Linked DNA regions of Mus musculus: region 1 is linked to region 2. Evidence: chromatin loops called from intact Hi-C (ENCODE). Cell type or tissue: gastrocnemius. All regions are shown on one strand. Each heading gives the region's core, and the rest is flanking DNA. Links, peaks and the distances in the headings are about the cores only.

Region 1 (2,932 bases), core at 115-2,614, 77 kb after region 2:
CATCCAATTTGTAGATTGAACAGGAAATATGGTACTGGTATACGAAGAAAGCCATGTTTTCCTTGCACAACTCATCAAGCAAAATGTCACATATGAAGTGATTACCAGTGGAAAGGCTAACTATCCGGCCCACAGCCATCCCTTAAGGACAAGTGAGATAAGATCTAGTTAGAGCCTATAGGTCTGCAGCCTAAAGGCTAATCACATAACTATACAGGAAATCAGAAGAAGGCCAAGGTTGAAGGGTTGGACTGACTAGCCAGAGACGTGGGATTTAAAGCTTTAATAAAGTGTTGTTGGCCTAGATCTCGGGAATTCAGTAGCCTTCAGAAAGCTGTGCAGTGGACTGAGGCAGCAGCAGTCACAACAGGTGGCATCCTGTATCCACCAGAGCAGAAAAGTAAGTGTCCATGGGAGAGATCCATGAGAGAGTCCATGGATACTCAATCAGCAGCCCAGGAATGAGACTATTTTCTTAACCTCAGTGTCCCTGCTTTCTGAAGGTAGAGAAAGGTGGGGAAGCTTGAAAGGAAACCCAACATCTTCTGTGTTCAGGTTTGTATAGGTTCTAATCACATGAAAGTCTGGTTCAGTCTGGAGAGACTGACCTCTGGTCATAGAGTAGGGACATGTTCATCTCATCCTGAGCTTACAGAGATAATTTTCTTGCATATCATCACTGGATAAAAAGCTGCTTTTCAAGGTTGGCATGAGCAGATATAGTATCAGGTGGTGTGTCTCTAGTCAAGAACCTAAGAGAGAATGTCTTAAAATGGCTTTCTCTAGTACCTCCCCTTCACTGGTGCCTCTATCTCACTGAGGTAATGTGTTTTGTTCCAAAGACCTAAGGTTGGGACTGATGGATTAGGAGCTGCAGAACTCCCCCACTTTTGTGAGGAGGTGTCAAGAGTTAAAGTTCAAAATAAGCCCATCTGTTCATGTATGACAGGCAGGAATATGATGATATTGTGTGGCCCCAATTCATGAGGAAATCTTATGCTATTTAGAGAAGCTTTGCTGTATAAAAAATCCTAGGTTACCTATGTCACAAGTCCATAGGTTTATAGATTTTGAACTTATAAATTTATCTTGATAAATTTCTAGTAGATATGCAGTTCACATTCCTAGAATTGTTTTCATGTGCTGCATCTCCCTCCCTCCCTCCCTCCCTCCCTCCCTCCCTCCCTCCCTCCCTCCCTCCCTCCCTCCCTCCCTCCCACTCTCCCTCCGACTCTCCCTCCCTCTCACCCTCTCTCTCTCTTATCTACCATGTCTTCCTATATACCTATCCATCCATCTGTTATCTATCTATTTATCTATCTATCTATCTATCTATCTATCTATCTATCTATCTATCTATCATCTATCTATCTATCTATCTATCTATCTATCTATCTATCATCTATCTATCTATCTATCTATCTATCTATCTATCTATCTATCATCTATCTATCTATCTATCTATCTATCTATCTATCTATCTATCTATTTCTATTTATATATCTATTAACTACCATATCTATCTTTCCACAAATCTATCCTCTATCTATCTATCTATCATCTATCTATCTATCTATCTATCTATCTATCTATCTATCTATCTATCTGTCTATTCATCCATCCATTATTTATCTATTATCTGTCTGTCTGTCTGTCTGTCTGTCTATCTATCTATCTATCTATCTATCTATCTATCTATCTATCTAATCACCTATCCCTCTCTGTCATCTATTTGTCCATCTATACATCTGTCTATTATCTATCTATCTATCTATCTATCTATCTATCTATCTATCTATCAATCATCTATCATCTATTATCGATCTGTCTGTATCTATCCATTGATCTATCTATCTACACATCCATCCAGTATCTATCTATCTATCTATCTATCTATCTATCTATCTATCTATCTATCTATCTATCGAATCATCTATACCTCTCTGTCATCTATTTGTCCATCTATACATCTGTCTATTATCTATCTATCTATCTATCTATCTATCTATCTATCTATCTATCATCTATTTATGTATGCATTTATCTCTCATATATTACATATGGATCAAATTTTCTCCTTTCTCTAATTCTACCAGGTGCTTGGCTTTTTTATGGATAAAGTAAATTTCATTAATTGAGCCTTTAGTCCAAATATATGTTTAGTCATTTTCAAAATCTTTGTATAAATATTTGGAAGAATAGTTCAAATAATTTTAACTACCATGGATGTTATTCTTTCTCAGGAAGGAGTAAGAAGGTATTCTAGAAGTGTTGGTGCAGTCACACCTTTCTATATTCTTTCTTTATTTCTTTTATATTCTTTCTATATTTCTATATTCTTGAGATATGACTCCTGCTGTCTTCCTGACCATCTTGTGGTTGGTAATGGCCTCATCATCACCATCACCTGATCCCATTTTGGATGCTGAATGGCAGAAGTGGAAAATAAAACATGGAAAAACATACAGTCTGGTTGGTAATTTTGGAACTGTCCAGAGAGAACTCAGAGAGTTTGGTGACATGGTTTGCCTTTGGTGACATGGTGACTGTGACACATATAGCATCACAATGTTGTTTTCTCTTCAATTCATTCGTGTCTTTTGCTTTTCAATTATTTATGCATTTTTTTTCCTTAAAGACACTTGAAAAATTCAGGAAAGTGATGATTGAAATCCCAGTCCCAACTGTCAAGAAAGGGAAAAGTGTCCAGAAACGTCTGTCTGTTAACCTGCCCAAGTTTATAAACTGGAAAAAGAGAGGCTATGTTACTCCTGTGTGGACACAGGTATGGCTATATCACGTGCCCATCTTACTCAGCCACTGAGGAAATTGTGAAGGGGCATGTCTGTGTGTTGAGTGAGCTCATTTTTATGAAATTTTTGTTCTTCTTGTGCTTTTATACAAGGCATATAGATCATTTCCATGCACAATT
Region 2 (2,932 bases), core at 263-2,762:
AGGTTGAAGGGTGGGACTGACTAGTCAGAGACTTGCAATTTAAAGGCTTTATAAAGAGTTGTTGGCCCAGGTCTGGGGAATTAAGTAACCTTTGGAAAGATTGCAGTGGACCAGGGAAGCAACAGTCACCACAGGTGGCATCCTGCATCCACCAGAGTAGAAAAGTAAGTGTCCATGGGAGAAAGCCTTGAGAGACTCCGTAGATACTCAATCAGTGGCCCAGGAATGAGGATACTTTATTAATCTCAGTAGTTCTGTTTTGTGAAGGTAGACAAGGATGGGGAAGCTTGAGAGGAAACCTGACATCTCCTGGGTTCATGTTCCTATAGGTTCCTATTACATGAAAATCTGGAGAGGCTGACATCTGGTATCATATAGAGTAGGGACATGTTCATATCATCCTGAACCTACGAAGATAACTTTTTTGCATATTACCACTGGATTCAAACTACTTTTCATGGTTGGCATGAGCAGATATAGTATCAGGTGGTGTGTCTCTAGTCAAGAACCTTAGAGAGAATGTCTTAAAGTGGCTTTCTCTAGTACCTCCCCTTCACTGGTGCCTCTGTCTCACAAAGGCTTTTCTGTGTAACTCTTTCCTCACTGAGGCAATGTGTGTTGTTCCAAAGACCCAAGGGTGGGTCTGATGGATTAGGAGCTGCAGAACTCCCCCACTTTTGTGAGTTAATGTTAAAAATAAGTCCATCTCTTTATGTATGTCAGGCAGGAATATGATGATGTGTGGCCCCAATTCGTGAGAAAATATTCTGCTATGTAAGAAAGGATTTGCTTTCTAACAAATCCTTGATTACCTATGTCACAAGTCCACAGTTTCATAAGTTTTGAAGTGTGTCATAATAAATTACTAGTAGATATGCAGTTCACATTCCTATGATTGTTGTCATGTGCTACATCTCTCTTCCTATGTACTATGTAACTAGGTATCTATATATCTATGTGTGTATGTATGTATGTATGTATGTATGTATGTATCTATCATCTATCTGTCTGTCTGTCTATTATCTATCTATCATCTGTATATACTCTATCATCTATATTTCATCTACATATCTACCATCTATCATCTATTTATTTACATATGTATCTCTCATATATTATATCTGGATTGAAGTTTCTCCTTTCTTCAGTTATTCCAGATGCTGTGCTTTTTTATGGACAAACTAAATGTCCTTCATTGAGCTTTTAGTCCAAACATATATTTAGCAACTTCAAAAACCTTTGGATAAATATTTGGAAGAATGGATCAAATAATTTTATCTGCCATGGATGTTTTTGTTTCTCAGGGAGGAGTAAGAAGGCATTCTAGAAGTGTTGGTGCAGTCACACCTTCATTTCTCTTCCCTTTCTATATTCTTGAGATATGACTCCTGCTGTCTTCCTGGCCATCTTGTGGTTGGTAATGGCCTCATCATCACCATCACCTGATCCCATTTTGGATGCTGAATGGCAGAAGTGGAAAATAAAATATGGAAAAACATACAGTCTGGTTGGTATTTTTTGAACTGTTCAGAGGGAACCCAGAGAGTTTGCTGTTGGGGGTTATGAGCATAATAGAGGTCATAGAAACTGCCTTTTTCTGAAGAATTACATGAACTCACATAAGCATAGGGTGGTCAGGATCTCTGTTCCTAGACATGTTTCAAATTGTTTGCTTCAGTGTCTTGATAACTGTCTCTCTGGCTTTTCTTCACCTATTGCATCAAGTTCTTGGTCAGCTTCTGCAGTGGTTAAAAACAAGTCATCAATTATTTCTATTTCTAGGAGGAAGAAGGACAGAAGAGAGCAGTATGGGAAGAAAATATGAAAAAGATCAAACTGCACAATGGGGAGAATGGCCTGGGGAAGCATGGTTTCACCATGGAAATGAATGCCTTTGGTGACATGGTGACTGTGACACATATAGCATCACAATGTTGTTTTCTCTTCAATTCATTTGTGTCTTTTGCTTTTTAATGATTTATGTATTTTTCCCCTTAAAGACACTTGAAGAATTCAGGAAAGAGATGATTGAAATCCCAGTCCCAACTGTCAAGAAAGGGAAAAGTGTCCAGAAACGTCTGTCTGTTAACCTGCCCAAGTTTATAAACTGGAAAAAGAGAGGCTATGTTACTCCTGTGCGGACACAGGTATGGCTATGTCACGTGCCCATCTTAGTCAGCCACTGAGGAAATTGTGAAGGGGCACGTCTGTGTGTTGAGTGAGTTCAATTATGAAATTTTTATTCTTCTTGTGTATTTATACAAGGCATATAGATCATTTCCATGCACAATTACCTTATTATTGCATCTCCACATAGTATCTACCATCATATTTAGACTTCATGTCATCTTTCATTACTATTTATACTCTGCCCTTATATACATGTATCTTAATGATCAGTGTTTGTCCGGAAAACAAAACAAAACAAAAAACAACAGCATTCAAGTCTCCAAGGAAGACTAACCTTCTCTTGACATACTTCTGTCAGCTGCAAGTAGTTAATTTTCTGACACAGTATTCAGCTTTCTCATTTGGAGTTGCTATTTGTTTGTGAAAGATTATCTCTTGTTCTCTGCTTAGATTGCATGTAATTCTTGTTGGGCTATTTCTGTTACTGGTGCCATAGAAGGACAGATGTTCCGGAAAACAGGCCAACTGATCCCTCTGAGTGTACAGAACCTAGTGGACTGTGTTGACGGAAGTGGCTGTCATGCAGGCAGTGTGTTAGATTCTTTTAAGTATTTGATGGAAAAGGGAGGTCTAGAGTCTGAGGCAACCTATCCATATGAAGACAAGGTAAGTGGATTTTTTTTTATGTTATTGTTATCGTAGTACTGTCTTTGAAGCAATGCCTATTGATATGGTTTCCATGTAGCTCATCCTACTTCTACAAACATGGAGAATATGTAAAACCTTTATATGAATATACATT

The links. Peaks named below come from ENCODE experiments on the same cell type or tissue, not always from the same donor. Only the 100,000 strongest peaks of a DNase experiment are listed, where the experiment ranks them.
Region 1: it touches region 2 in a loop (18-fold over the local background); 6 of 42 quality-filtered maps call a loop at or near these places.

The regions. Positions count from the first base shown.
Region 1 is chr13:61,489,744-61,492,675 of GRCm38, reverse strand. It overlaps the pseudogene Ctsm-ps2. Among named protein-coding and RNA genes, the nearest start is that of Ctsm, 51 kb to the left of the region's middle. In gastrocnemius, for the core only: no CTCF peak of the experiment used is centred there; no DNase peak of the experiment used is centred there.
Region 2 is chr13:61,567,270-61,570,201 of GRCm38, reverse strand. It overlaps Cts3 (cathepsin 3), which reads left to right and starts at 75. Exons shown (of 8, transcript NM_054092.2): 1 at 75-164; 2 at 1,380-1,507; 3 at 1,783-1,905; 4 at 2,001-2,147; 5 at 2,581-2,796. The coding sequence starts at 1,382. In gastrocnemius, for the core only: no CTCF peak of the experiment used is centred there; no DNase peak of the experiment used is centred there.